Regions from separate parts of the Mus musculus genome. Here region 1 is linked to region 2. A link is a loop called in an ENCODE intact Hi-C map of the cell type or tissue named here. Cell type or tissue: left cerebral cortex. All regions are shown on one strand. Each heading gives the region's core, and the rest is flanking DNA. Links, peaks and the distances in the headings are about the cores only.

Region 1 (15,832 bases), core at 4,419-12,418, 110 kb before region 2:
TGTCTCTTCATAGGCCCTGCCTGTAGATGAGAGGTGAGAGCCTGGAACTTAAACCAAGTGCAGGTAAAGGATAACAAGCAAAGGAGTCAAGTAGAGAGTCAGGGGAACACTCAGGAGACAGGAGCTCAGTGTATGGGGCACACGCAAGTCTCCAGCTCTCCCAGACTTCTTAGAACAGTGTGTCTTACCCTGTGGGTCGAGACCCTTTTGGAGATCAAATGAGCCTTTCACAGGGTTGCCTAAGGCCATCAGGAAACAAAGATATTTGCATGATGATTCATAACAGTACTAAAATTACAGCTGTGAAGTAGCCACAGGGATAACTTGATTGGGATCACCACACGTGAGGAACTGTATTATAGGTTACAGTGTTAGGGAAGGTGAGAACCACCATCTTAGGAAAAGGAAGCTGAACCAAGAGACCAGTCAGAGCTCTACCTGCATACATTTACTACTCACCTGCAGGGACCCAGAGCGCCTGTCACGGCAGACTGTAACACCACAAAGAGAAATTAACATCATCAATGTTAAAGAACTAACATTATTCCCCACAGGACACAGGGGCAGATGGGGCAAATGAGAGCATCCAGACCCGAGAGCCTTCAATGACGAGAGAGCAAGCAGTCAGTCAGAATACCTCCATGGTCGCTGTAGCTAGTACCATGTGTTCAAATATAAAGAATCAAAGACACAAATTCAGGTCCCCAAGGTGCAGCCTCTGCTTGAGCAGAAAGCTTCTGTCCTTGTCCCCTCAGCCGGTGTGCACGCTCCCAACAGCCAACCTCATGTTACATGTCACCCATATGTGTGATTTCAGATCACCACAATGGAGAGCAACCTGAAGACGATTGAGGAGGAGAACAAAGTCATTGAACAGCAGAATGAGTCGCTCTTGCACGAGTTGGCCAACCTGAGCCAGTCCCTGATCCACAGCCTCGCCAACATCCAGCTGCCTCACATGGTAAGTCACTAGGCGTAGGTGAGCGCCTCGGAGCCTCCGCAGTCCACCTCACTGAGTAGATGTCTGTGTCATTGTCTGTGGTCCTTCAGCTTTTGGTTGTTTTTGGTCACCACCCTGAAACCATACCGTTAACCACTAGAAACATTGGTGGGGCTGATCGCATAACGTTAAGTGTGCTCTGAGTAGGCCTGTTAAGTATTATGGAAACAGTGGCTCTATGCTATGATACTGTTTTATGCTTTTGTGAATATACTATTCAGAAAATGAAAGTTGTATATGAACTACTATTTAATATCTCGTAGGATCCAATCAATGAACAAAATTTTGATGCTTACGTGACTACTTTGACGGAAATGTATACAAATCAAGATCGTTATCAGAGTCCAGAAAATAAAGCCCTACTGGAAAATATAAAGCAGGCTGTGAGAGGAATTCAGGTCTGAACAGCTGCTCTAGTGGTGACTCATGCTTAAAAAGGATGCCTCTTGTTTCTTGCTGCTGTAACTTACCAGAAAGTGTTATATATTTATTTCTGTCGGAACAGTGTTATGCTACAAGACTTCATAATGGTTTTGTGTGCTCTCGAGAGAGTACCTGCAGACTAGTTTTGGATACATTCACATTTTGTACGTTTTCATATAAGCTGACATAGTGTGATTTGCCATGTAATGTTTATAGCTGCTGCTGTCTGCACATTTGGGGGTCTCTATATTTCTGAAGAGGTAAGCTGATGAAAATAAATAGAGTGTAAATTCTTTTTAATGCTTTAGTGATTAAATGTTTTAGTATTTTGAACTGAAATGGACAAAAAAAGAAAAAGGAAAAAAAAAGCAGGTTTGAACGATCACTTTGTGGCCTCCTGGCCACTTTTAGACATTATCATTTTGCCTCAGGTTGGAGGACTTTGTGGAATTTAAGAAATACATTTTGTGTGCATATTGTTTCATAGCAAGAATTGGTTGCAAAAAAATGCTTTATTTTTGAACAATGCTTGGAAATATTATGTGACTTTTTTGTTTGTTTGTTTTAGGAGGATGGTGTATGGTGGGGGCAATAAATGAGGTTTTTTGCATTCCAAGGAAATGGCATATGGATTAACTATAAGAAATGAAATAAGTAATTTATTGTAAGACAACATCAAGCCATGGAAACTTGGCAGAAGATTCAAAGCAGCTTAAACAGCACTTTTAATTAACTCCTAAACATTACATGGTGGGACTGTGGAGACTCCGTTAAGACAGGAGCTTGTCAGAGGTGGACAACACGAAGATTTCCTTTGCATTTTCAGTAACCTTTGGAGCACACTTCTCTTATTTCTCCTAGAGCCCCGTGCCCCTCTGAAGTGTTACCACAATCTAGCTTACCTAGCAGCCGTTGATTGTTTTTTTTCCATCTGAGCAAACAGGTAATTTAAGCATTTATCTCCCCTTTCACTTTCAAAAAGAATCATCATTGATTATTCTTGTTTCACATCTGAGGATGAAGGCTAACGGCTGTGCTTGCCCTGGTTACTGGATGGGATTCTCTGCTGGGCGGGTGGGGAAGCAGCTCTACCCTTCCCTACCCCTCCCTGCCCCAACTCTGACTTCGAATAAGCCTTGGTCCTATCCAGAATACACTGGACACCAAGGCCAAGGACGTTCACGTTCTGCCCTCGCTGGGTCCAGCTGACTCTAGCGTCTGCACAGCCTTGTGTGACTCGTGGTGACCTAACCTGAGAAAGAGTGCAATCAGATGTTAAAGTAACTAAATAGACTGCGGCACTTTTTTGCTTTAAACTAGATCATCTTAGATTTGTCGATACCTTCGAAATTTGATGGTTTCATCCCAAATGACTGCACTATATGTATGCATACGGCCACTTTTGATTGCTGCGCCCCTTCTGAGTAGTCTTTGACAATGTGTTGTGTTCCCCGATGTCGACTTGATTTCCTTTTAGTAGCATCTCTCTCTTCCATGTCTTGATGTTATGCAGGAAGTACAAAAGTACTTTAAAATTTTGTTATGAAATAAAAAAAAAAAGGATGGGTTTTGTAAAAATAATAAAAAAAATATTTTTAGCAGAACAGGACTTACAGGGTCATTGTCCCCACAATGTGCCAGTCGGCTCTTTGCACTCGCCTTGTCCTATATATCCGTACGGAGGTGTGCAATCCTGTGTCAGTCGCCTTGTGACACTGAAGTGGATGAGTTATAGAGGAGGCCCTCGAGGCTGACCCAATACGGTTACTAAGGGAGACTACAGGGATCTCACGACAAACATTCTGATACAATACTCAACCTCGGTATATATATATATATATATATATATATACATATATATATATGTATAAATATAAGAATATCCCAGCGGCACTTTATACTGTTCACTGTACAAAAGCTTACAGTTTTCCACAAGGACTTTAATAACTAGCTGGGGAAAAGATTATGTAATTACTTGGGGCTCTGCAGGACCTTCTCTGTCCAGCGCCCCCTTTCTGTTGTGCGATTAGTTGTAGCTGCCATGCTCAGAATTGCCTTTTGAGAGCTGAAGCAAGGTGCTTACTGTCACCTGATGCCATACACATGGTCCCAGGCCCACACCCGGGGGGCCTCTGTTCATAGCGGCACATGCATTTCCCCACCGCGTCTTGTCTGCAGCTTCTTGGCCAATGTAGTAATGCTTTTAGTAGAGTAATAGGTAGTATCAGTTTGGATTCTTATTGTTATCACCTATGTACAATGGAGAGGGGTTCTAAGCACAAATCTGCTGCTCATGTAACGGTGGTACATAATATCAAATCAAAAGTTATCTGTGACTATATATAGGGATCACAAAGTGTCACATGTTAGAATGCTGACCTTCCACATGGGGTTATTGTGAGTCATCAGAGCATATTTATTATAACTTATTGTTCATATTCATTTCTAAGTTAATTTAAGTAATCATTTATTAAGACAGAATTTTGTATAAACTATTTATTGTGCTCTCTGTGGAACTGAAGTTTGATTTATTTTTGTACTACACGGCATGGGTTTGTTGACACTTTAATTTTGCTATAAATGTGTGGAATCACAAGTTGCTGTGATACTTCATTTTTAAATTGTGAACTTTGTACAAACTTTGTCATGCTGATGTGAACACATCTTACTCTGAATAAAAAGGTGTTGCCACGTTTGTAGCACGAAGGATCTCTAATGGGTCTGAGTCTTCACTGGAGCGTGCCATCTGGGCTCCTGGAGCCCTCCGCCTCCCTCTCCCACCCTGGGTCTCTTGCCTTTGGAGCAGCACTGTGGGATTAGGCTGGAACTTGGGGCACGTGTGGATACGCACCCCCGGGCATCATGCTTGCTGTGCTTCCCAGAGGACCGTTTATCTCATTTACTATCACCCCTGCCCCAGCTGAGATCCAGCCGAGGACCTGAGGTTGCTTAGGTGCAGATGTCTCCCAACAGCTTGGCATCCTTCTGCAACGCTCACGCTTCGAACAGCACTGCTGTTGGTGAGCGTAGGCCCATATCCTGAAGGGGCTCTCACAGGTTCTCCGTACCTGGAATGCAGTCTGGGATCACATAGTCGGTCAGGTACCTGCTCTGCCCATTGTGCTTCCCCATCACTACAGTTCCATGTGTCTGCCAGGACACAGAGGCTTCAAGGGGGCAGCACGGTCACTTCACAAAATGTCCCACGTTGGTTGTGTGATTGCAACCTTCTGGCTGATTCATTTCAAAGGACTGCTTTGTTCTTATACATAGTAGAGCACATGACATCACCTGGCTGTTACTGGTTATCAAACTCAGGAGCTCACAAAGGATGGAGTGCTACTTTCCAGGAGCACTATTAGCCAGGAGCTGAGCAAGAAGTCACCTATGAGATATAACTGGACCTTCACATGTAACACATGCACTATCCAATTCCATTAATAAAAGTTGCAGCTTAAAATTCCACAGTAGCCTCCTATAACATGCACAATACATAGAATATAAGAAAACAGCTCCTGTAATTTTGATTAAACTGGAAACTCGCTCCCAGCGGTGGCTTCTGCTGCTAAACACAAGTCAGGCGAGCTCCTCAGACCCCGTTCCAGCAGATTCCTTCTTGGACAGCTGGCAGCAGCAAGACAGTGCCTGGAGCTGCTGCTCAGATCTTCCAGGGCCAGCAGGTAAGCAGTGACCCTTTCCCTAGGGTCCTTCATGTCTGCCTCAGACCTGCCTGTAGAGTTCTAGTAACTGCTGTCTTTTGGAACAAATAAAGCTAATAGAAAGGCAGTTGTCAGTGTCTCAGGTCAGCCAACCTTGGAGCAACTCTAGAAGCAAGGTCATTATTTAAAACTATCCAAATAAAGTTCAGAATCTTAGAAAATAAAAATAAGATAAGCTCACTGGTCCCCGGTGTTTATTCTGAAAATATAAAGTGATTTTAAAGAATCCTAAAATCCTATGATGGAGAAATGAGTAGACAGATCTGAGAAATGCACTTTGCAGAGCATTGCAGAAGTGATGTAGCACTAACCAGGTGGAGTAAATCAAGTAAGTGGCCACAGCCCAGGGGGCAGCATCAGGGTGGGCTGAGTACACACAGGTAACCCAGAGGCAAAGCACGGCATTGCTGTGGGTCCAGAAAGAACAGAACAGGAAGATAAGGCAGGAAAATAGTCCAGGGCCACTGCCCTTAGAAAATCAGAAGAGGGGCCCTTGAAAGGCCATTGCTCCCAGCACAGCACCTCTGAGTAGGATAGCACATGCAGGACAAACAGCAAACAGTGGTTTCCCTTACTTGTGTCCCAGAGCCTTTTGTCTGAGATTACCCAATCTTCCTAGACTTTCCAGTCTCAAGTCTCAAGGAGAATGGTTTAAGCATGTATTGTGCATGCGAACACACATGCATGTGTGTGTGTGTGTCTTCATGTGAGAAATATTTATATATTGGGGGGATCTCTCTTTTCTTGTGTAGCCCTGGCTACCATAGAACTCATTCTGTAGGCCAGGCTAGCCTCAGACTCAGGGATCTGCCTGCCTTGGACTGGGATTAAAGGCATATGCACCATTGCCTAGCTTCAAGTTTTGGTTTTTATAACCACAATACCTAAGCACAAGAGCTGGGGATGATGAAGGGAAAAGCCATAGTCTGTGGCCACAGCAGATGTCCCTCCCTCCACAGGTGTTAAAACAGCTTTGCAAGCACAAAGGATGCAGGGCAGTGAGGAGATCAGTTGACAGTTGACAGCAGGTAATGGCAGTCACTCTTGGACCATGGTAATAGGCACTGATAACACAGGGTCCTGCTGAGTGCCCAGCCACACCTCCTTAGCTGGCCTCATCCCTGGGAGGGGCAGCAGCCTTTCCCAGCCCCTCCTCAGCACAGCCAGGACCGGGCTTCTCTTCCAGTCACAATGACTGACCTGATATTCTGGCAGCAGGACACATCTGCCTCTTCCCAGTTAGACAGACAGACAGACAGACAGACCCTGTAGTGCTTGAACTAAGTAAGATTACACAGAGGAACCAGGGTCTTAACCAACATGCAATTTAACTATGTGCCAAGAAAAGGTTCAAGCATTGCATTTTGTCTTTCTATTTTAATTGTGAGTGCACGAGAACACACACACACACACACACACACACACACACACACACACACACACACACACAGACACACGGCCATCCTTGCTCCAGAGCTCCAAAGGTCCTCTTCCTTCTCTTCTCCAAACTGCATGGGATCCGTTTCCCACTCTACTCTGTAATATTACTTATAGCATTTATGCTGCCTCAAGTTATTTTTCTTCATCAAGGCAAGATATGGAAACAAAGGATACATGAGTCTCAGCAAAACCCGTGGGTTACATGGGGGAGGCCTAGTGGTGGATATCTAGTAATTGAAGGAAAACAGGAGGGAGGAAATGGAACATGGAATTACCAGTCACCTCTCTGGACGTAAGAGGCGACATGGGCTCAGGTAAGTCACAGCTGTCTTCTCTTTGTCCTGCTATGTGGTCTGTGTTGGTTGAAAGGAGGGATGTGCCCCCTAGGCTCCTATATTTGGACACATGTCCCAGGTAGTGGAGCTGTAAAACCTTTGACAGGTGTATCCTTGCCAGAGGAAGTGTGTCACTGGGGACGGGCGTTGGGAGTTCAGAGCCTCACTCCATTTCCAGATTGTTCTCTCTGCTTCAGATTTTCAGTTACGAATGTGACCTTCCAGCTTCTTGCTTTTGCTGCCTGCTGCTGTGCTTCTCGGGCCCTGGTGGACTCTGCCTCTGGAACCCGTAAGTCCAATGAAGTTCTTTCTTTAATAAAATGCAAACAAAGATGTGTGTTTAGGAGCACTGGACCCCGCGTCTGGTCACCATCACTGCTTCTGTCAGAAGGACTCGAACAGGTGAACAGCAGAGGTGTCTTCAGTAAGGGAAGGTTCCAGAGGAGCTGCATGGCAGCTGCTAGCCTTAGGAAGCTAGGAATGGCCCTGGGTTTCATCCCCAACACCGTGTAAACTGTATACAGTGGTGCATGCCTGTAATCCCAAGACTTGGGACGTAGAGGTAGGAAGACAATATGCTAAAGGTCATGTGTAGGCATAGTGTGTGCAAGGTCAGCTTAAACTACAGATGGGGTGCAAGGGAGGGAAATGGAAAGAGAAAAAAGGAAAAGGTGAAATGAAAGAGAAGGGAAAAAGAAGAGAAGGGGAGGGCAGGTTAGTTGGGACCTTAAAGCCTAGCGAGTAACTTCAGAACACACTGAAAGCATACATCCAGCTACTGCTAAGACTCCGGAGAAGCTCACAGTAAGTTTACTCTCTTCAGAAGCCTTCAACCATACTTGGGTATGTCCCATCTTCTCCCTAAGCACCACTCCTTTTGTTAATGCTTGTGCCTAAATATTGGTTAAAAATCTCTTCCTAATAATAAATTCCAACTCTACATCTACTCTTAAAAAAAAAAAAACAGAAGCAAGCAAACAAAACCACATAAAAATGAAAAGGAAAGAAAATTCTGGCTTTCCTTGAGTGGAAAGAAGTTCCTGGACTCCATGCTCCAGGGGGCAGTGTGGAGCTGTCTCTAGCTCCTGTGTTCACTGCCTCTGCTACTGAGGCATAGTAGCTTATAACTGACAGCTGTCTGCCTGCGTATGGTGCTGGAGGGAACAGGTCAGGGACAAAGCAGGAAGGCAGACAGTGATGGCAGAGGAGTGGTGGCACAGTGGGTCGGTTCTGGCTTTGGAAAGGGAAAGACATCAAGTGTCCTTTCTCATCTACCCCAAGCCCACTGACGTTCATTCTCCAGAGAGGAAGGTCCTTTTACCAATGTGTGTATTTGAGAAATATTCTTCAGATGTTTCAGAGGATGCAGGGGTGGGAGCCTTGAGCCAGAGATCATGGGCAGCTAGTGAGAGCGGAGCCTGGGCTCAGGAAATGGTGGTGGTTCTAGACAAAGGGGTAGACACATTGCTTGGCTTGTGGGGAGCAAACAGAGACCTGGAGTTAGTAGAAAGGGGTACAGAGATCTGCTCTCGGGGCACACAACCAAGCCAGCTCACTGCAGTCCAAGAAGACAGATGCAGGGAAACAGCTCAGTTCTGGCAGAAGCTTGTGTGGCTGCAGCCCAGGAGCAGGTGCCATCAAGTCCTATGAAGGCAGTTGCAGGTAGAAGTTAGAAGTGGCTTAAGGCTGGCTGATGCTGAAGAGAGAGCAAGAAGCTTGGTGTGTATATGTGAATGTATGTGTGTGTGTGTGTGTGTGTGTGTGTGTGTGTGTGTGTGTGTGAATGTATGTGTATGTGTGTGTGTATGTGTGTGTGTGAATGTATGTGTGTGTATGTGAATGTATGTGTGTGTATGTGAATGTATGTGTGTGTATGAATGTGTGTGTGTTTGTGTGTGTGTATGTGAATGTATGTGTGTGTATGTGAATGTATGTGTGTGTATGAATGTGTGTGTGTGTTTGTGTGTGTGTATGTGAATGTATGTGTGTATATGAATGTGTGTGTGTGTGTTTGTGTGTGTGTGTATGTGAATGTATGTGTGTGTATGAATGTGTGTGTGTGTTTGTGTGTGTGTTTGTGTGTGTGTATGTGAATGTATGTGTGTGTGTATGTGAATGGATGTGTGTGTGTGTGTATGTGTATGTGTGTGTATCTGGACACTGCCCAACTCCATTATGCTAAGAAACCAGTGTCCCTGGAAGCCTGAAGGCAAACACTGAGCTTCTCGCCTTACCATCCTGTGTCCGGGGTGGGGAAGGATGTCTCTGATCTTCAGTCTGTGTGAGAAGGAGCTTTGCAGTTCCTACCCATGGTGTGACAGCTCTGAAAGGGACAAGCAAGCTGCATCAGGACCCTGAGAAAAGCAAGCACAGTCAGTTGACTATAAAGCTCCTCCTCTGTTTGGTAACCAGCAGCTTGGCCCAGCTGGCCCCAGCCTCCCTCCATCACTGGCTGACACTAAGGGAAGGTAGGGTCATGAGCCCGTTGTATCAAAAGCTAGATACTCAAGAAATAAAACTAGAGCATAGGAAAGCCCTCTACTAACCGAAATATATGCCCAGCCCAGGTCCGATGTTTTGTTTGTTTGTTTTGTAATAAACAGTCCAGATTTGGCTCTGTTTGGCTAAGAGAAATTTTTGGATTTTTTTTTCTGTTGCTTGTGTGTTTGCTTGTTTGTGACAGGGTTTCTGATATGTAGTCCTGACTGTCCTGGAGCTCACTATGTAGACCAGACTGGCCTTGAACTCACAGAGATCCACCTTTTACCTCCCCATTATTCAGATTAAAGGTGTGGGCCAATGCAACTGGCTTAAATATCCTGTTTAAAGAGTTTGATTCAGACAGGACTAGAAGCTAGAATGCCTGACATTCATTGTGAATGCCTGAAGAGCCAAAATGGGTGCAGAAGAATCCAGGGAGACCCTGTTGTCTCTATGAACACTGTCTGAATTTTCTATAATAAAATGAATTATTCCTATAATGTAAAATCTCTACATGGGACTCATGGGACTCTCCGAGGTACTCTGTTCTTGGGTTGCACCTCACAGAACAAAAGTTCACATCAAGAAGATCTGAAGGGAATGGCATAAGTTTCTCACCTCCTTTATGGATCAAGGGCATCTGTTCCATGGCAGGGCATACATGGCCTCTGGCATGATCTCTGGGAAACACTGGCACCTAGGCATCCCCCTGCCTCTAACACTGACCATCCATGGGCAATGTGATGTCAGAAACCTGTATCTTAAAAGAAGCAGGCCATGTCAGCCTGATGTCAGCAACATGACTGACCCATAAGCCAGGAGTTCAGAAATGCCAACTCATCGTTGTTTTGTACACATGAGTGATACAGAAGAGCGAGGCAGGTAACTCAGTTGGTGGAGCTCTTTTGTGGCATGTGTGAAGCCTGGGATTCGATTCCCAGCACTAGACGAATGAGCATGGGAATGCAGAACTGTAATTCTAAGCACCAAGGAAGTGGAGGCAGGAGGATGAGAAGTCAAGACCATCCTTAGCTACAATGTGAGTTTGATGTTAGAGACCTGTTGAGGAATACAAAAAGGAAAGGGGAAAGGAGAAACACAGAAAGGAAGGAGGGAGGGAGAGAGGGATAAAGAGATGGAAGGGAAATAATAATTTGCCCAAAGGGAGTATATCCCTTACAGTTATTATTGGTGCAGAGGGTTGGCTATCTTAAAGCGTACAGTCTGGTCTGGGAGCTCACTCTCATTGCTCCTCACTCTTTTCCAAACAGGGATGCCTTCCAGGTGCTTTTCAATTTCCTATCAATCTCAAGGCACACTCTTAGCGTTTCATAAATAAAACGATTCTTATGTTCTGAGTGGCCATTTTGTCCAGGGCTAGGAAGCTGGCCTCATCAGAGCAGGCGTTGGCTGCAGCTTGTTTTGGTTCTGAACTCAGAGAGAAAAGGGACATCGTTGTTGACCCCTCACTGCAAGATGATAACTGTTGGCAGTCACAGGGCAGGAAGCTTGGGTTCTACTCCTGGCTGAGCAGAGCTTTGGAGTCCAGTACTCAAAGCTCCTAAGTTACTGCGTGCTGTGGGACCATCAAGAGCATTCTCTGAACTTGTGTTGATTTACAAAGAAGGGTTCTAAAATTTTCTTGTACAATAATCTCATTAGTTTTTTAGCTGGGAGACATGCCGCTAGCTAAGTCCCATTTCTTAGGTTGTGTGCTTGGCATCCTTTGGTAAAACTGTCAGATATCTCGAGATGTTGACAAAAGCCCCTGACATGTTAGAAAGCCTGCCTCCAGGAGCCACCTTGGCACTTCCAAGTCAACAAGGGCTTTGCTACAGCTGGGAGTGGTAGTTGCCCACTCTCTTCTTAGAGTATCTACCCAGTCAGCTGATCACAGGCTCACTCTAGGCAGGACCTAATTAAGATTGTCACTCAGTGACAACCTGAGTGATAATCTGGAGAGTCAGCCTGCCTGGGAGTGGGTCTTTGGGCACTCTGCCGTGTATCCTCATTGGAGAGTTACAACAATACTCCTTACTAGCTCAGCAATCTGCTCAAAGCTCCTTTTCATTTTGTGAAAAATCATTAATCTAGAGAGATGTGGGCTTTTCTGTGTTTCTCAGAGCCTGAGTTTACCTTGTGGATTTGTCTGTGGTTGTGTATCAGGAGACAGCCTCCCCCCCCACCCAAAAATGTTAGTGGCCTGAGGAGTTTTCTTTTAAAGACCTCTCTACTCAGGTACAAAGTGGCATCCATGTTAAATGTTCTACAAGGCCAGATGGCTGGACTTCATCATTGTGGGTTTAAGTGTTGTAGAGAGATAGATTATTTTTAGTCCCTGGAAGCCATTTTCACCCACCCCTGTATCTGACCTGACATCCTCGTGACTTCCAAGAACTGTAAAGTGTATTTCTAGCAAGCTGCTAGTTTACACCAATCCAAAAGCTAAGAATGCCATCAAAGAACACCTAAAATCTGCAGCAGGGTTTCCCCTGCTTGGCTGTAACCCTCCTCCTCGTTGTCCCCACTAATGGATTTGGTAAATGTCCTTGATTGATAAAGTTGTTTGTTCTGTAATGGGTACTATCTTCTGTAGGATCTGGGATGAGCTAGGTCTGCAGAGCATTCACTTAGCATCGAAATGACCCACAGAAGATCTCAGGGCCCCAGCTCGGCCTCTTTGGAACCTGCATATAGCTCTAGTTCTGGCCCATTTTCAGGCTTGGAAATGTTTCTCTCTCTTAATAAACTATTTCCTTTCCTGTTAGTATACATGTGTCTCTATCTAAATCATTATTAGGAGACGTAAAACCTGGAAATAGCAGTCAACTCTCTCCAAACTCAGATCTGACCTTTAACACCATTTTGGGGCTCCCAAGTTACATCTTAACAGGTTGCTGAGAGCTTGTTGTTGCTGTTGTTCTTTTTTGATAAAGTGAGATTATCTTGTGGCTCTGGAAGTCTCTTAGATATAATTACAATCTGATTATCAGCCTTAGGCTGCCCAATGGGATTAAAGGCATATCTTTTTACAATAAATGTAATTTCTGGTGAGACTTCTAGAAAATTGCAGGTTTATAGCTACAAAAGGGAGTGTGCCTTATATGCTTAACCCTTAAGCATTGTCTACAGCTGTTTTAACATTACTGTTTTAAATAGCTCTGTAGGAAGCAAGTATTGTCCCTATGTAGACAACCTTCACAGCAAATGTTACCAATTGTGTTGGAATTGTAGAGTTTCAACTAGACTTCCAGATGTAAGCCCCCCCCCATAAGCTAGACTCCAGGATGCAAGTCCCCTCTCTCTCTCTACATCCCCATACTTTCCCCCTTTCTATCCTTCTCCAGTTCCATTGTATTCCATTTTTATTGTCAAAATAACCATCTTGCCTATATTACATGGTGCTTATCTAAAAAAGCATTTCTTTTTTACAACATAAAGATTGAAAGAATTCTTCTTGCTAATTTACTTTAGATTTCTAAGGCCCTAATAAGCATCGTTTCGAAATGATGATAAATTCACAGAAGGTTGCAAACTCAGTGCTGAGGCCCCTGGCTTTTCCCCAATGCTTGTGCATGCATGCATGATGCTTTTCAAAGCCACAGCCTCCAGTGAGGCATGTGTTGACCCTAACACTGGTGGCCATTCACATTCTTCTTATTGTGACTGCAAAAGGGCCTAAGCCAGCCCATGGGCTGGGTCCACCCACTTGCAGGTCACCTTGCACTCAAGTGGTGTTTTGTTTCTTTGGCAAGCAGACCCCGCTGTTCTGTCTAGGCTGGCCTTGAACTCCTAGTCTCAAGCAATCTTTCTGCTTTAGACTCCTATGTATCCAGAAAGATAGACATGCACTAAGACTAGCAGACAGCTATGGCTGCTTATCTTTTAAGCTGTGTTGTTTCTCAGGTGCTGAGAGCTAGCCAATAGCTTACTTCCCAGGGAGATAAAAGGACTTTAGGAACCTGAAATCTCTTCCCTTCTGGTTCCAATTTCTGCCCTGCCTTGCCCATCCTATATTTGGGACTGATCTGACATGGTGAATTGCCAAAGCTCACAATCAACTGTCTACTGTCTGCTGTCCAATGCCATCCAGCACCCCCCACAACCCCTCATTTCTTGGAGCCAGGAGTGGGCAGTAGCAGAACGTCCATTTGATGGGTATGGTCCTCTTGGACCCCTTCATAGGTAAGTTAGGCCAAGATGAGTCCTGGAATAGGGTTATGGAATGGAGAAGTTGAATACTTCCTGCCTCTGCTGACAATGGGAACCCTGTGGAGTTTTCCTTAGCTAGATTCCCAGCTGCACCTCACTTCCTGTTGGGCCTGGAGTGCAGCATGAATCCCTCACTGTCCTTACCAAGCAGAAAGTGTGTCCATTCTGACACAGGATTCTAAGAATGGGGTAGAGAATCTACCCTGGGGGAGTCACCAGAGAGAACCAGTCTTCCTCCTGGCTCAGGATTATGGGAATGAACATTTCTGATGTTTTAATTACTTTGTCTATGGTTCCCTGGAGGCTGAGAGCTAAGCTTCCACCTTCTCTGCCTTGGGCACCTAAGGTGAGCCCTGTTCTCCTGGTAAGCTGTATAGTTTGTATAGTGGCTAACTGTGCCTGGGAGTCAGGGCAGCAGGTGGGGCTGACTCACTAAGGATTCTCAGGCATTCCCACACCAAGATCCAGCCTACACCAGAAGGCTCTCAGGGAGAATGTGTTCAGAGCTCACTGCCTTACTCAACACAGCCCACAGGATCAACTAGATTCCTCATATCTGGCCACCTAATGCTCACTGACTGTGGGTAGCAGCCATCTTTGCTTTACAGATTGAGAAACTGAAGTCCAGAGAAAGGGAGAAGGTTGACGGGGTCACAGCATTGGAAGCTGTGGCAATGAAGCTGCCTGTCTGTGAGCCCAAGTTCAGTTTGGTGGAGCAAGAGAAAGGATCACGACACCATATTGAGCCTGGAAACTAAGATGTGTTCTGAATCTTGGGGGTGGGGGGTGGGGGGTGGGAGGTTAAGGTGCAAGACTAGAGCAGCTCAGTAGGCAGTAGGTACCAGTGGTGGAGCCCTGTGCTCTAAGCATTGGACTCCTCCTGCATAGAGGGTAGGTACCAAAGTGGAGGGTGAGAATCCAAAGAGGGATGCATGCCCCTCCCTTTGGCTGTGAGACAATTCAAACAGTGATCCCCAGGAGCTGGAATTTCCCCCCAGGAATCTCATGCTGGTAAGAGAAAGGCTGAGGCCCTGTTGCCTGGCAGCAGGGGAGGGGCAGGGGGCTTGTCTACAGGTAAGAGCTCTTACACAGTTCTGACAACTTGTCAGCCTACCTTGCAAAAAACACAAAACAGAGCTAAGACAGCGTTGGATCACTGAGGGGTGGGACCACACCTTGGCTAGGACCCCTTAGTTATACATTGTTTCCGGTCCTGTATTTAAGCCTAAACCTCCCACCAGGATCCTGAAGGTGAGCTCATGGAAGGGAGGGGGTTGCTTGGGCCCAGGCTTTGACTCAAGCTCTCTGATGACATTTGACTCAGAGGTTGTCATGAGGCTCTATATTGAAAACACCTGCATGGTTGAAAGACCACACGATAAATGGATGTCATGAACCAGGAATAGTGGGAGGGGAGCGGGCAGTGGGACAGCCGCTGTTCACGGTGTCTCAGCACCCTCACTGGGTGGAGGTGTTAGAACACGCCTTCACTGAGTATTTCTGTCTCTTTGCCTGAGTATCAGCACCAGAAAGAAATGTTTTCTGTGGAATAAGAAACAGGTTGCAGGCCAGATGGAAGGACTTGGAATGTGCTTATAAGAGGGAAATGGGAATTCGCCCATCAGAAAACTCACCCGAAGGCCAGTCTGGAGATGTTAGACTCCCACGAGCCTCCAGTGTTCACACGAAGGAGATGATGATCAAAAAGTGTGTGAAGGGATCCAGTGTAAGAACTTTGCTGGGAAAACACAACCCTTCGTTCCTTAGTCATGGCCCTGGCTCTGAGTCCCCACCATGCTTCATTGTGCAGAGCTGAAAAGCTGGCCACTATTTCCTCTGAGTCATCCTCTGAGACACAGACACAATGGGGGAAGGGAGGGGAAGTAGATGGATGGCTAAGTGGCTGGATAAGTGGGCAGGAGGGTGAGTGCGGGAGATGGGTCAGTGAGGAAGGGAAGGAAAAAATGAGGGGGTGATTTGACAGAGACACAAAAAAATATAAAAAAGAAAATCTGCTGAACAATCCCTCCTGCCTCAGGTTCCAGCTTCTCACTTTTCCCTAGAGGCCACCCTAACCATTTTCTTAAAACAGTTATACCCATCCATCTACCTGTCTAGGGTGGGTGGGTAGATAAGTAGGTGGATGAATGAATTGAGTGGTGAGTGGGTAATTGCTGAAAGAGCAGAAAGAAGGATAGATAGCACTATATAGGTAGGTGGAT
Region 2 (15,832 bases), core at 5,356-13,355:
ACAGATCCTCTTAAAGACCCTTCCTCTCAACACTGTTGCCAAGGAGACTGAGGTTCTGACACAAGAACTGTCAGTGATTCCTTCTATCCTAGGAGCGTGGAGTAGGTATTTATGGTGCTTGTCAATGTGTCATGGCCACCTCTGGGCTTGTAGATTTGTGGGGGTTTTATCCATGTCTTTGACAAAACTGCAGCAAGGCAGAAGCAGGTAAAGAGGTGGGTGGGCATACAGCACAGGTACTTAAGGTTCCAGAGTTGGGCTCTGCTGTGTGCAGTGTCCCAGGATTCTTGGGGAACATTTGAACGCGTAGTTGGACAGGAAGGAAGGGTGGTGGTGGTGGGTGGGAGGTCGGTGTGCTTGTATTCCTAACTGGTCTTCCCAGTGCTGTGTTTAGATTCCAGTAAACAAACGTCTGAGCCGGTCTCTTGCACCACTGGGTCTTGTATGGGGGTCACAATGCCTCCCCAAGGATGGCAGAGAAGAAGCATATTGAATCAGCTACAGTTTGAGGCTTGGTGTGACTAATGTTCCTGGTTCTGGAACATGAATGCTCTGACATCACCCTGCACATCTGGGGAGAATCCAGTCTGCTCAGAAGGACTTTCTTCCCCCAATTGTTTGACCAACAAATGTTGCAAATTGTCCCCATTAGAAATGTTTACTAGTAACTGAGACAGGCCTCTGTTTAGGCTAGGGCGTCCCAAGGCTGGTTCCCAGGCTAGCAGCACCAACCAAGCACCTGTTGAGGTGTGGGGTCCAGGTCACTCTGACCTATGGACAGAGACTCTGGGCATGGTGCCTTGGATGTGTGTGTAACAGGTATGACCCAGATGCCTAGTGAGGTTTGAAGGGCAGTAAACACATCAGCTGGTGATAGCACCCTTTAAAGAAGAATAAAAGCTGGGCCTGGTAGTTCTCACTTGTCATCCCAGCTACTAAATCAGGCTGAGGCAGACAGTCATGAGTTTAAGCTGTTCTGAGCAACTTAGGAAGGCCTTGTATCAAAACATCAAGTAGGAAAAGGGGGTAGAAGTATACATAGCACAGTGGTAGCATTCTTGCCTAGCATGGGTTCAATCCAGAGTACAATCACACAGGAGAAAAAAATGGAGCTATGGATACCCAACTCTTCTCTCAAAGGGTTCTTCATGCCCTGGAACCTGAGTTCTTAGCATGAACACAAACTGAACCACTGGCACGTTGCTTAGCCCACTTCTCTCAAATGTTTCTGCTTCTTACTGAGAGGGATTTTTTCCCTCCTCTGTAGATTTGTGGTGGATCTGGCTTTTCCACAAGGTCCTAGGAACTTCTTCAGAAGAACTGAGACCCACCCAGGCACTATTTCCTACCCTTGAGCAACACATCCCACATCACATGCTTCAGTACAGCTAACTTCTGCCCATCCTGTGGTCCCACCATACCTGCGGCATGGGAAACAAGGGCATCCATGATGAGACCTCTGGCCCCTATCCTGTTGACTCATTTGTATTGCCAGAGACAGATAAAGTATGTAGCAGCAGAGGCATCTAGTCTTCGCCCCCTGTGAGCTTCCCGTCCACTGTGGTCCATCTGCTACCTCCACATGAGGGTCTGGAACTCCAGGCAGGCTCACTATATCCAGGACAGATATCTAGATTCTCCTCACATTGCCCCTACCACACCCCTCATCTCAGTCATCTGTTGGTCCTTCTGTCGTCAGACCTTAGGCAGGAGAGTGAACCATGCCTCCTGTTACTACAGTAAGCCCTTGCCGGCTACCATCAGCTTTGTGGCTCCCAGGGCTGTCACTCTGCTTTTCTCTGAGTCATTCGGGCAGCTCTCATGGAAATGGCCCTCCACACTGTGCTAGGAGGCCTGGGTTCCCTCTGTGGCATCATTTTTATATTTATGCCCAGGGATACCCCTCACAAACATGGTCTACGAGTGCAGGAAATGTGTACTCAGGCAACCGATACCCCAGCGCCGATTCCCTTGCTCTTCTCCATCCTCCACCATTCACAGGCCGTTCAGTTCTGGAAGGTTGTTCAGAATATATCACAGGGATCCACTAATGGTATTTTCTGCTTCCATGTAGCTGGCCCTACCTCTCACTGGGCCATCTCTGTGGTGTTCAGTGGCTAGAGTACTTACTGTCTCTTCTTAATAATGGTCACGGCAGTATTTGTCACCCAGAGCTGGTCTTGCCAACCAAGGGATCCTTAAAATACCTGAGAACAACTGTAGTGATTATCATCATCAGGGTGAGGGGTGGAGACCAGAGATGCAGCTGTGCACCCTACCACATAGCATGCCAGGTGTGTTGGTGAAGAGAACCAAAAACCAGACAGGTTGGCTCCCTTGAAGCCCTTTGGTACTCCTTTGCTCAGAGGACAATATAAGTTACTTTGCATAGTTTGTATGTTGTGTGGTTCTTCTTTTCAAAACCTTGTCCACAACCCTGTCTCCTGTAAGGGAGGCTCAGGCTCTGAATAGACACACAATTTTGGGTTTGCTGCCCTTACTCAGAGGAGCTGTGAGTAGGCTGCTCATTTTCTTATATCACATATTAAAGTATACACATCAGATCACGAACACAGGATCATGACTTCATTTCCTTCAGTGATTCATAAACTACACGAAGAGCTTCCTCCTTCCAGTCTGTCACCAGGTCTCAAAAGTTTACAACACCGCCTTGTGCTGAAACCCTTTACCTCCCATTGATTTGTTTACGTCATTCGGTTGCCAGACTCCCACATATGGCTGGATTGTTTCAATTGAGTATCAAGTCAGCAATGCACTTTTTCTCTCAAAAATTCCAGACCTGTGTAGCAAGGCTTTAATAGTAGCAGGGCGGCTGATCTATCCCCATAATGGTGAGCCATTGCTCATGTTCTCATTGTGGCTACTGAGGCTCCTGTCATTATTTATGTGTTTCAAACAGCAAGGAGAGAGAAGGGCCAAATACATTGAAGAGATTATTGGATTTGTTGTCTATTTAGCAGATCTGTAGAAATCTATTGGGTACTTTTCTTAGGGACTCAAGAATGAGCTATGTCCTTCTGAAGTGGTAAGATACTGTCTAGAAACAACTCATACTTATCCAGCTTGTCATAAATGCAGTCTATTAGGTGAGTCTATCACTTGCAGGTGGCGGAGGACTACGGATGACTACATTCATGCCAGTGACCTCAGGACACCCATCTAGCTCCCATTTTACCTCTGTGAGGATCTAAGGCAAAGGGTCACTACTGGACTTAGGATGGGCCACAATATGATTCCCAGTAATAGCATAACTGATACAAACCCAGCCTTACAGACACCTAGGATTAAGGGAGCTATAATCTCAGAGAGCCAGGCACACACAAAATCAGGCTCCTTGTTCTTCTCTGGGATTCTGCTGTCTTGGAAAACACTGTTTGGCCCTGGGAAGGTGTATTAGTCAATATTAGTCTCTAGAAGAACAGAACTGATAGAATCTCTCTCTCATATATATATAATATATAATATATTATATATAAGAGATACAGACAGACATATAGATATTCATATATATATGAAATGGAAATAATAACATATATAAAAGATAGAGACAGACATATAGATATAGATATTCATATATATGAAATATAAACTTATTAGAATGTCTTACAGGCTGTAGTCTGGCTAGTCCAACATTGGCTGTCTCCTGTACAAGAATCCAATATTGTTCAGTCCATAGGCTGGATGTCTTAGCTGGTCTTCAGTGTAAATTTGAATCCCAAAGAAGTAGGCTCTCTAATGCCTAATACCATCAAAAGAATGCTTTGGCATCAGTGTAGATGAACTTGCCAGCCAGAGTGAAGGCAAGCAGGCAAAAATCAAAAGCTCCCTTCTTTTATATAGATCGCCACCAGAACACGTTGCTTATATGTAGGGTGAGTCTTCATACCTCTAATGATCCAATCAAGGAAAACCCCTCACAAGTATGTCCAGCAACTTGAGTTTTAGATGATTCCAGGTACAGTCAAGTTGACAAGATTAGTTATCACAGAGCAGTGTACTTTTTAGTAGTCTGGAAGCTAGAATAGTTAGAATAGTGTCCTGTTGCTAGATGGATTTCTTTCAGTGGACCTGTCTCCATATAAAAGCTTACTCCTAACCTCTCCTCACATCTGAGGCACTGATCTACCCTGTAAAATGTCTGAGAAAGAGAAGTTTGTAGATGCTACACATGAGACTGACGGCCAAGTTTGTGCTGGAAAGAAAGGGGGAGCTGCCACCAACCTGACTGGATTTTTGTCTGAATGGATGCTTTCAGAAGAAAGCCTAAGTTGGTTCTGTTCAGAACCTGTGGCCTTGAGCCCTGTTTCCAGAGTACAGAGTCTCCAGAAACCTCTGTTAGGGTCTCATTTCTGATTCACTTTTGTGCTTTTGCTCACTCAAGATCTAGATCTGGCCTCAATGTCTTCTGAGCACAGGGCAGACAAGGGGCACCAAGTTCCACTTCTTCATCCTGCAGCACCAGCTGGAGACGCTTCAATGGCCCCTTTGTTCTGTGTGTGCTGGAGACTGACTAGGTATTGGTGCATGAAATTTGTGGGAAGCAGTTTCCTCCAGTCTAGGTGAGGACCAGCCATCTCCTGAGGGTTCTTGATGAGTCAGCTTCATAGTCCAGACTCTCCTGGACCTCGCACAGAAGTATGGTGCAGCCCAGGCCTCGCAGCGTGTTAATATTTTAAGACACATAAACACAGGCTGAGCGGTAGTCTGATCTCCATTTCTAACCACACAGTACCACAGATGGGTGAGTTATGAAAAAAACCAAACCAAAACAAAACCAAAAAACCCTTATTTTGTCCCGTGGTCCTGGAGACTCAAGAATGAGGGGTTGCATCTGGTGATGGTGTCTTGCTGGCAATTATGAGACGCTACAGTGCATTATATTCTGGTGACAGTGCACAGTGTGTGTGTGTGTGTGTGTGTGTGTGTGTGTGTGTGTGTGTGTGTTCTAGACTCCTGTCCTCTTCCTATAAAGCCATTACAATTTAATCACAGCTCCACCCTAGTGACCTTATCAAACCACAAACACTTCCCACGGGCCCAATTATTAAATCCCATAGTTGGGTTTTCTTTTTTTTCTCTTCACATCTCACAGAGGGATTAGTTTCAACACAGGAAGACTTGAGAGACCCACACAAATTCCATCCAACTCAAAGCAAGCTGTCATAACCAAGCAACACAGACAGGCAGCTCAAACAACACAGATGTTTTCTCACCATTGAAGGCCAAAGTTAGAGATGAAGATGCTGGCAGCTTCCTGTCTCCTGAGACTCCCTCACTGGCCTGTGAAGGGCATCTTTTCCAGTGTTTTCACGTGATGGTCCCTCTGTATTTTTCTGTGTCCTGACCTCTCTGTAAGGACCCCAGTTGCCTGGATACCAGAGTGACTTCCTTTCAACATAATCACCACTATAAACTCCTACTTCCAAGGACAGTTACACTCTTGGGTGCTGGGTCTGAGATCCCAACTTATGCATTCAGGGCACACTACAGACCTTAAAGATGTACAAGGCTGGAGTAGAGGATGCCAGCCACAGACTGAGTTTGCTTGTCTGTACCTGGAGCAAGAGAAGAGTGCTTTACCTAGAGCAGAGCTCAGGCAACTTTGCCCAGCTGCTCACCAGCCCAGCCTCTGGTCCCAGCTACCCTCCTTACCCCACTACCCACCATGACCCAGTCATGCTTCCCTGCCTTAGCCTCCCTGTTGGCCTATTGTCTCCCTGGCTTAGCATCATTTGTACCAGCTGGCCTCACATGCTGACAGCCAGCTCCAGCTGGGGTCTGCAGTCTTTCTCTGCTGTTCACAGGAAGAATTAGACAAGGATAATAGACTTTGCTTTCCTCAGTTTCCCTACCTGTATCTTTGGGTATGAACAAGGTGATCTAGATTTCCATGTGGGTATACCCAAGTGTCTCTGGCCACAAAGGAACAGTTCAGGGACTTCAGTGACTATCAGCCAGGTTGATGACAGAATGCATGTCCCAGGGACTCATGGATGCCAGGGAGAACATGGTCCCTGATTCATCCTATAACCAGCTGGAGCCTCTGTGGCTTGGGAAGAAACCAGATTGTCTCTTGGGAAATGAGATCTTGCTTGGACCTAGAGTTAGACTTGATCCTCCTGCTGTGTAGAAATGGACATTCCTGTGAGAAACTCCCTGTGCACAGTGACCTAGCCTTGACCTGAGGGCAGAGAAATGCAGTCTTTATTAGTCCAGTGTGTGTGCATTTGTGTGTGTGTGTGTGTGTGTGTGTGTGTATGTGTACATGCACATGAGTATGTGTCTCTCTGTGCTTGTATACAGTGCATGGGGGTACACGGGGGAGTCCTCTTTGGACAGAAAATGCATCTTTAGAGAATGACTCATTGATTTGGGATAACCTCAACACCCGCCTTCTCAGTACAGTGTCCACAAAGGCCACGAAGCGTGGGAAATGTGTAGCTAGGCAGCTTAGGGTGGCCTGGCAGGGCAGCCAGAGCAAAGAGCCAGGGAGGCCCCTGCTCTCTCAAAGCCTATTTCCAACAAAAGACTTTTGTTTTTCTCTCCAAGCCCCTGTGAGCCATGTGGGACTAGAGGGCCAAAGTCTCTGCTGTGGTACTTTCCAGGGAGAGGTGCCAAAGAAGGCTGAGACACTGTGGTCACAGCTGTCCCACAGATGAAGTGGGTACCCCTGAACAATGGGGTGGTAAGCATGGAGGCTGGGTATTAATGAGGCTCCCAGCTAATTTGGGAGGACCTAGCATCCTTTCAGAATATCCTGGTGGAGTTAAGTGAGGCGCTTAGTGAAATGCCTGGCCCAACTAAGGCAGGGAGGCAGAAAAGGCGCTCACACATGCCAGTGGCCTGCCTTTACTTTCCAGGGGAGTCTGTATTCTTGGCTTCCTGTAGTAACCTGGAGCTTTATTTGCCCAGTAGGCAGGATCTGGGGCCAGGGAGGGTTGGCCTTGTTCCATGTCTCTGCAGGGACAAGGCCTGGGATGGTGTCTTCCTAAAACTGATACCTCCTTGAAATGTCAAAAGAGACACTTTAAAGTTTAGGTTCAACTGAAGTGAACAGCTCTGGGCTGCGTTCTGCACCAAACCTTGAAGACGGTAATGGTTTGCCTAGAGGAGAGTGTTTCTCATCATGGGGTTTTCCTTTATGGTCATTCTCTACATGTTTTGATGTCCAGGGACCCCTCTGCCTGTCCCTGAAGCATAGCTTTCCTATGGAGCTTGGCATGGTGGAGACCCTGGGAGATGGGGAGGAGAAATGGCATGATGAGCTGTCTGTCCTGCTGCTCTGCAGATGGACTGTCCTCCTGATAGCTACTCAGCTACTTGGCCTCTCCACAAACACCTCAGTGGAAAGCCTGGTCCTGGGAGGACTGTGCTAATCCATTCCGCGGTTAGCAGAAGAAACTCGAAAAGCCATGTTCATATTGACTCAAATGTGAGGTGTGTTGTTTACTTGAAGGTTTGGAATGTGGTTCCTGGTGGTGTGCTGGTGAACCTCGATTTATGAGGAAAGCTCCCATGGCCATAACTGAATGCTAATAGCTTCTTAGACACAGCTCTGGGCTGTGCGGAGCTCACCCACCAAGGACACTCAGGCTGGCAGCCTCATGGTTTTCTCCACTAGACTTGCTGTTATTGCACAGCTGTACCAGCCTGGCACTCTTTCTGTTGACATTCAGGCTCCTACTAGTGGGAGTGGCCATGCCCAGACCACCAGAGGTCTGCTGAAGTCAAGAGCTGCTGGAAGCTCTGTAAAGCAAGGGCCAGAGTTCCAGAAGAGAAACACTTTTCCAATGTTTACCCAAATCCCCAAGATTACATGGAATGTGGGGGCTAGCCTATCCATGGGGGAGGGTCCAAGCCCCAGCTCAGGGCCAGAGAGGGACCTTATAGATCAAAAGTCTGTGATGGATATTTTTAAGTCTACTCGACATAAGCCAAAGTCATCTGAGGGGGAGGGGAGCCTCAATTAAGAAAATGCCTTTATAAGATCAGGTTGCAGGCAAGCCTGTTAGGGCATTTCCCTAATTAGTGATTGGTGAGGAGGGCACAGCCCATTGTAGGTGGTACCATCCCGAACTGGTGGTTCTGAGTTCTATACGAAATCAGACTGGAAAAACCCACAAGGAGCAAGCCAGTAAGTATCACTCACTCTTTCATGGCCTCTGCATCACTCCAGGCTCCAGATTCCTGCCCTGTTTGGGTTCCTGTTTTGATGTCCTTTGATGATAAACTTTGATGGGGAAATATAAGCTGAATAAACCCTTTCCTCCTCAAGTTACTTTGGTCATGGTGTTTCATCACAGTGACAGTAACTCTGGCTAAGCTAGAGGCTGGCTAACATGGAAATCTATCTGTAGAACGATTCTTCAGCCTGGGCTGTTGTTTGTGAAAGCAAATGTTGTGGCCCTCAGTTTCCTCAATGTCTCTGCTGCCTGGGTCTCTCCCAGGTGCTAGGATGATCAGTCCCCAGGATGCCGTATCCAGGGTGTATATCTTTGGAGGTTGGCAAGGAAAGATCAGATCAGAGACAGAGATGAAGAGAAGATAGTAGACTTCCCCAAGAGGTTATTGAAGTATTCCTTGCTGTGTGTGAAATAGGCCTAAAAAAGGCTTTCTCTGGGAAGAGACCTAGAAGCATGGGGGAGCACACTCTCTGAGCATCCATCTGCTTTCCATCATCTGCACCAGATGTTACATCTACAGACACCTGGGATGAGGGAGGCAGGGAGCATAGGAAAAGAAGACCTTTCCAAAGAGACAGAGAGACGATATTGCTTTAGTGTGTGTGTGTGTGTGTGTGTGTGTGTGTGTGTGTGTGTGTGTGTGGTTTTTCTGCACAGGCACAGGGCGGAGGAACAGCAGAGCAGAACCAGAGGCACAGGTGATCAAAGTCTGCCTTGCTCAGGATTGCCTGTGTGCTACCTGGTCTCTGAAAGAAGAGATGTGGGTAAAGCTAAAGACCTTGCAGATGTCCTAAGATGGGTGTCGGTGGGAGGGAGAGCATCTGGGATCATCCATGGTGCTGTTTCCATCATGGGAACAGGATGCATAGAAATCCTCACCTTTTCTCTTAACTTCAGCCCCTGCTGCTCCAACAGTGAGAAAGCCCTTGGCAGAAGAGCCCCAGATGCATCATCTCCATCAGGATAGAGGGGGACAGGATACAGGCCAGGGGATCCAACAACAGGCTGACTCACAGCTGGAGAAAACTTTGGCTGTATTCGTGGGTGAGGGAGCTGACACCTTCAGTCTTTTTTATCCCATACAGCAAGGGACACAGATTTCAGAGTAGGTAACCCTGCTTCCCTGACAGAGTGGAGCCTGCTCTGCCTTTGGTGTTCCACAAGGTGGCAGCATATGCTCAGAGTCCTACCTGGTAAGAGGGTGGCACTCATTTGTGCTGTAAAGGCCTGCTCTGCCAAGGCAGGAGGGACTGGAGGGCTGGCCACCGATGAAGAGGATCCTGGAGTTAACCCTGATCTTTAACAGCTGTGTTTCAGCAGCGAGGCCTGGGAAGGAAAACCAAACTGAAAACTGTGCTGTAATGTGGTGCTTCCTGTGTCTGGAGAGTGGAGGAATCATGACAGCGCTCCTCTTTGTGAATTTTTTGATGTACAGGCCAGTGCTCTCCTAAAAGAAGAAGGAAAGTCCACCAGAACTAAGTCCACCAGGGCAGAAGGCATCCTGGTCTGCTTAGCCCTGTAAACAGGAGGAAAAGAATACATGACTATTTACAAAAATCAGGACCCACCAAACTGCAGCAGCAGCCAGTTAACAGAAGAGCCTGGTTTGTTGGGTTCCTGGTCCCTCAGTATGTCTCAATGTAGCTACAAGACATTTTGTTTAAGGAAACGAAGCTCTTGATTTATAGGATTTGGAGGAGGCTAAGCTGGGGAGTGCTTCCTTGTGAAGTGGTGGGGCCGTATTAGCCCACTAACTAGAACTCATTCAGAGGGACTTGGGAGAACTTGTTTGAGAAAGAGATAGGAGAGGCTGGAGAGTGGCTGGTCTTCCAGAATTCAATTCCCAGCAACCACAAGGTGGCTCACGACCATCTATAACGGGATCTGCTGCCCTCTTCTGGCATGCAGGTATACATGCAGCTAGAACACTCATACAATAAATCTTTGGGGGGGGGGGCTGGGGTGGGGAGGGTGAAATGTGGGACAAAGGGAAGGAAATGGAGTTGGAGAAGCAGCCAAGCATATAAATTTGGCATCTGGAGGGGCCAGGTTAAACACAGCTATGTCTTTGGCTGCTATGTGCCTGATGTTCCTAACCCCACAGCTGGCTCAGAACCCCTCTAAGGAATAATACTGGGTCTTTGAGGAAATACCAGAAGACATCAAACAAAGACATGCTCAGCACACAGTAGGAGGTGGCTTTGGTCAGAGTTCAGCCCAGCACACAGTAGGAGATGGATGTGGTTCAAGTTTGGAGTTGGAAATGTGCTACAAGGACCCAGACAGTTGTCTTTCCCCTTTGCAGATAAATAAGAAACAAGCAAGCCAGGTAGTGAGTGTCAACCACAGCATTGAGGTGAAGCAGAGAATTCTAGCCCTCTCCGGAGGTTACAGATGAAAGAAAAGGAGTCTCTTAGAAACAAACTTGCTTGTTTGGTGTTGTCAAGGACCCTTGAAGAGCATAGCTGCCCCAGATCAGTTACTGCAAAGCAGAGAGGGTAGGGACTGCCCTTCCTGTGTGCCAGGGGAATCTTTTTCATGACAAATCCAACTCGTACAACAACTTGCACTCAACCCAGCATAATGGCCCCTGGAGCCTTTAGGGCCCTAAGAGTGGAGCTGGCTTTGATGAGCCAGTGTGCTAGGCTGGGAGGCTGACTGAGTCCTTGTGAGGCTGCAAACGAATCTGAGCACTTGGGAGACCCTGCAATGGTGAGAGTGTGTTAGATGCTGAGCACACCCTACATAGTTGCTAACAGTTCCTTAAATGTGTATTATACTGAGTTACCCAAGGCTATCATCACGCAGCTTAATATGTATTTTGAGCTATTCCTGATACCCTGCTACATCCTCTTTCTCAGCCGCCTCCATTAATTCTCTCGGATCCCCTATACTGTTTTTCTTCTATTTTCATGTCATCTGTACATATGGGACTTTATGAATTTATAAATCCTGAAACCCACAAATGAGAGAAAAGATACACTACTTGTCTTTTTGAGACTTATGAATATGATTATTTCCAGTTGCATCCATTCAGGGAGCTAGACAGATGGCTCAGTGGTTAAGAGTCCTGGCTGCTTTCCCATAGGTCCCAGGTTCTATTCTCAGGACCTACATGAGGATGCACAACCATGGGTCACTCCAATCCTCTTCTGACCAGACATGCACATACAAGCAGGCAAAACACCCATACAAGAGAAAAATATAAAGACAGAGAAAACATTTGAGAAGAGTATTTTGGGAAGGTCTTCCTGTCTGCTGTTGGTCATGATGCATGTTAGTGCTCTACTGAGTAGCAGAAGTATGTAATGTCCATGTTAGACACCCGGGGCGCCCTTTCCTTCTGGTTGGCCAATATTGGTCTTGGGTCTGAGCTAATACACTTCGCAAAGAAGACCTGGTTTGTTGTTCATAGACCCTAAGTGGAAGCCTGCTGTATGCCAGTCGCTTGGGCATGCAGTGAACACAGCAGGTGGCTAGCTGAGAGCAAAGGTCACTTTTCAAGCTGATGCTGTACCATAAGGGACAGAGGAAGACATCTGGCTGTCCCTACAGGGTAGAGACTCTTTTGAACTGAGTGCCCTGATGCTACAATACCAGGCTTTCTGCCCAGCCACAGGTGGTAGCTTTTATAAGGGACCACCAACGCTGTGCTGGAATTTGCTCCTTTATACTAAGGCCCAGAGAGGCCAGTATGAAGGGGTGTTTGTGTTGAGAACGCTCTAACATGCTCACTTCAAGTTGACACACAGACTGAGACACTCACATCTCCCTTTTGGGGTACAAGGGTGTTGGACCTGAGGGAGGGAGGGACCTCAGCATGGTGACAACAGGGGGCTGGTGTCTCAAGGAAGCTGGAGGAGCAGCTCCTAAGAGTCTGTTTCCAAAGCCTCCATTCCTCTGTGAGGAGAACTAGACCAGCCTGGAGGGAGGCAGCAAGGCTGCTCTCGGGGGCCATGCCCTTGACTTGCTGAAATTTGACTCTTCCAGGGAGACACACTCTTTGCTGAAGCTTCCATCTGCAGTCCCCATTTTCCACAGACAAGCAGGAGGAAGAGAGAAGACAGACTCACCACAGACCCTGTGGACAGCTGGCCACACTCAGGGCCAAAGCTGGTTTTTCTGAGGACACAGGGGCTGGTTTTAACTTTAGGTTTACTCTTTTTCTTTTTCTTTTTCTTTTTCTTTTTCTTTTTCTTTTTCTTTTTCTTTTTCTCTTTTTCTCTTTTTCTCTTTCTCTTTCTCTTTCTCTTTCTCTTTCTCTTTCTCTCTCTCTCTCTCTCTCTCTCTCTCTCTTTTCTTTTTCTTTTTCTTTTTCTTTTTCTTTTTCTTTTTCTTTTTCTTTTTCTTTTTCCCAGTAAAAGTGTTCTTGTTTGTTGGATGAATCAACTGCAGAAAAGCCTTGGGAAGCTTGAGGATTGTCCTAATGATCTCTGTAGGTAGGAGGGAGGGAGCCACAGAACCACGAGGGCACAGGAAGAAGTGCGGCCTCTCAGAGAATCCCACTAGCTCCTTCTCCCTCTCCCTGCTGCCATTAGTTGTGCTTGCACTCTGAGCAGAAGGATGTGGGGTGGGGATAGGGAGGTAGGGTGGAGGTGGGATAGTGGTGGAAGAATAGAGAAGGTTTCTTTTGTGTTTTTTTTTTTTTTGTTTTTGTTTTTGTTTTTGTTTTGTTTTGTTTTTTGGTTCTCTTTTGTGTTTTTTGTTTTTGTTTTTGTTTTGTATATTTGTAAGCAGGATTTTTTTTTCCACCATACATTCTTTGGTGTGGCCTCTGGGAATATGGGGGAAGGGAGCTCTTGGGATCTCTTGAGAAGGACCCAATAGGATCAGCAGTAGATTAGAAGGGAACCTCTGCATATAGATGCTTTTCCAGCATCCATGTGTTCTAGAACAGTATGAGTGAGGTGTCAGAAACCAGACTCAGGTAGTTTAGACAACAGAACCTCAGGGGCTCTCCTGACATGCCTTGGGTTTGGAGCATACTCTTGGAGCTATCACAGAGTCATCTGCAGCCCTGAGTGTCTTAAAGTTCTCTGAGTCCCTCCCTTTGGCATCATTGCCCATAAGACCCCCGGGCATGCTTTGAGCAACACAGCCCAGGCTCTCCTATGACACTCACAGGCACCCAGTGTCTGTCTGTGGGCAGCACAGAGCCCCAGCTAATTTGGTGTCAGGGGAAGTATTCTAGAACTCCCCTAGAGTTTTCTTCCCAGGATTCAGTAACAAAGCTGAAAAAAAATCTAGCTGGCCCATTCAACTCTTAATAATTCTATAAAATAAGACTAAGGTTATTTAGAAAGTTATTCAAATAAATTCTGGCTGGAGCATACAATAAAGCCTTTTTATCAATTGCTTTTCTCATTTCTGTCACAGTTGTAAACGGTCACTAAAATGACCGTCTCCCCCTTGGGTTTACCTGAACTACCCACGGCCACTTAGCCATGCACTGTCTCCTGATTTCAAAGGTCTGCACTAGAAATTAGCTTTAAGGAACCTCTTTTCCCCCTTCACAATCATTTCTGTGGTGATTAGCTACCCATATGCTTATTGAGGTGAGCATGATATGTCTAGGTAAGACTACCTGTGGGAGGGAGGTATTTCTTGTATCTAAGACTGGCCAATGGGTACAGGGAAAAGCTATTGGGATTCAATGGCTGAAAGACTGTCTGAAGGCACAAAGGACTAATGTGGAGGTACATTTCCTTCTTTTTTATTATTATTATTAAACCCAAAAAGGTTTTAAATTTTTATTATTTTTATATTTTGTATTTTTTCCATTTATTTATTTACCCTACATCCTGATCAGAGCTTCCTCTCCCCTGTCCTTTCTCCCCCCTCCCCTCTCTCAACTCCCTCTCCCTTTCTCCTCAGAGAAGCAGAGACCTCCCATGGATAGCAATCTACTTTAGTATACCAAGCTGTAGTAGGAATAGGCTCATCTTTTCCTATTGAGGCTAGCCAAGGCTTAACTAAAGGTAAATTTCTGATAAGGTTCCCCTGTGAGCTCCTGGCTTGTGCTAGGAAAGATGGCTCTCTGTGGTGTCCAAAACCAACATGGTTGGAGGAATTCACAGACTGTAAAGGTGATTCCAAAGGCAGTTGTTCATTAAAGCTCCTTGGCTGCCTCAGGTGGAATTTGAGTAATTCCAAGTTCTAAGAGAGTCCCTCACTTCTCTGAGACACAACTGGATTCAAAGCGGAGTAGCCTGCTGACTCTGATCCACCTTCCCCTTCTAGGAGGCAGCCCTCCCCTGCTATCCAGTCCATATGGGGCAACTAACCCTTTTCTTTGGAGTGGCAGCTACCCACAACCACATCTTGAGCTGGTCCGGGTTGAAGCATCTCTAGAGAGTGAGCAGCAAAGCGAAGCACACTGCTTTCTGGCATGCCCTGAAATGACTTGCAGAAATGGAAATGAATGGATTCCCTTGGGTTTATGGGAAAATCTTGTGGCAATTTCTCTGCCGCCCTAGCATATGTTTCTGTTTCATAGTCATGGCTTATTTTCTAGAAAGTCTTATTATCTACTGGCCTACTTTGTGGTGCTCCCATGGCAATGATGGTTGTGCCAGCTGTAGCTTTCTTGAGCACACACCTGTCAGGCTGAGCTACATTCTGTGAGACGTGTTATACTCTCTGGATCTCACGCTGGGAACACTGGTTTGAGCCACTTCTGTATGTGGTCTCCTAATCCACACATAGAGAGTCTGGTCGATTCTTCTCCTGCACCAAACAGCTTTCCTAATACTGACACCCACGGGGACAAAACATCTCTAATGAACTCCAAGATCTCAGAGAATCACTGACCCAACTTCTAAATCAAGTCATGTGGGAAGGAAAGTTTCTGCCTGGCCTGTGCAAATTTTGTTTATCTTGCAATGTCCATTCAGACCATGAACACATCCAAAGTCTGTCTCTTTTACAGTGATGACTTCCACACTCCGTCTATTAATGAACTAGTGTCTCAGAAACTCATAGAAGTGCTCATACTGAATGCTAGTGCTCATCCTATATGTGTGTGTTCATCTCTGCATGCTAATGCTCATCCTTGTGTGCTGGTGCTCATTCCTGCATGTTAGTGCTCATCCTGCATGGGTGTCCTCATCCCTGCATGCCTGTGCTCATTCTTGCATGCCTGTGCTCATCCCTGGATGATAATGCTCATCCTGCATGTTAGTACTCATCCTGCATGCTAGTGCTCATTCCTACATGGGTGTGTTCATCCCTATATACAGGTGCTCATTCCTGCATGATAATGCTCATCTTGCATGCTGAGGTCTTTTACAGACGTCTCCACTGGTCCAGAGAGTTCTAGGGGAGCAGATGGATGGGGTGGCAGGGAAAAGCCCTCTCCAACAATTTTCAGTGTTGTTAACATTGAAGGTGTCCCAAGGAGTGGAACAGTTTGTAAGAATGAAGATGTCAGAGTTTAGCACCCCTAGGCTTGCTATAGAGCCACAGAGTTCTGTGATGCCCCTTAGGGCTTTGTTCCTTCACCAGAAGATGAATCTATAAGGACCAAGAGAGCAAGTCTCTGTTGAAGTTCCCACCAACTGACACTGGAGGATCTCAGTGCAGAGGTAGAGGTCATGGTGGCCTGGCTCTGTGAGGGAAATCGTTTACGA

Evidence for each region. Peaks named below come from ENCODE experiments on the same cell type or tissue, not always from the same donor. Only the 100,000 strongest peaks of a DNase experiment are listed, where the experiment ranks them.
Region 1: it touches region 2 in a loop (15-fold over the local background); 25 of 42 quality-filtered maps call a loop at or near these places.

The regions. Positions count from the first base shown.
Region 1 is chr12:29,919,078-29,934,909 of GRCm38, forward strand. It overlaps Gm31939 (a long non-coding RNA gene), which reads right to left. Exons shown (of 4, transcript XR_001780596.2): 2 at 15,245-15,348; 3 at 9,152-9,240; 4 at 5,928-7,227. It overlaps Myt1l (myelin transcription factor 1-like), which reads left to right. Exons shown (of 25, transcript NM_001093775.1): 24 at 818-961; 25 at 1,264-4,132. The coding sequence ends at 1,404. Among named protein-coding and RNA genes, the nearest start is that of Gm31939, 11 kb to the right of the region's middle. In left cerebral cortex, for the core only: a CTCF peak has its summit at 7,966 (motif pointing right); a DNase peak (open chromatin) is centred at 8,002; H3K27ac peaks cover 261 bases.
Region 2 is chr12:30,030,326-30,046,157 of GRCm38, forward strand. No RefSeq gene overlaps it. Among named protein-coding and RNA genes, the nearest start is that of Gm15691, 21 kb to the right of the region's middle. In left cerebral cortex, for the core only: CTCF peaks have their summits at 9,368 (motif pointing right) and 10,069 (motif pointing left); DNase peaks (open chromatin) are centred at 6,586, 9,364 and 10,064.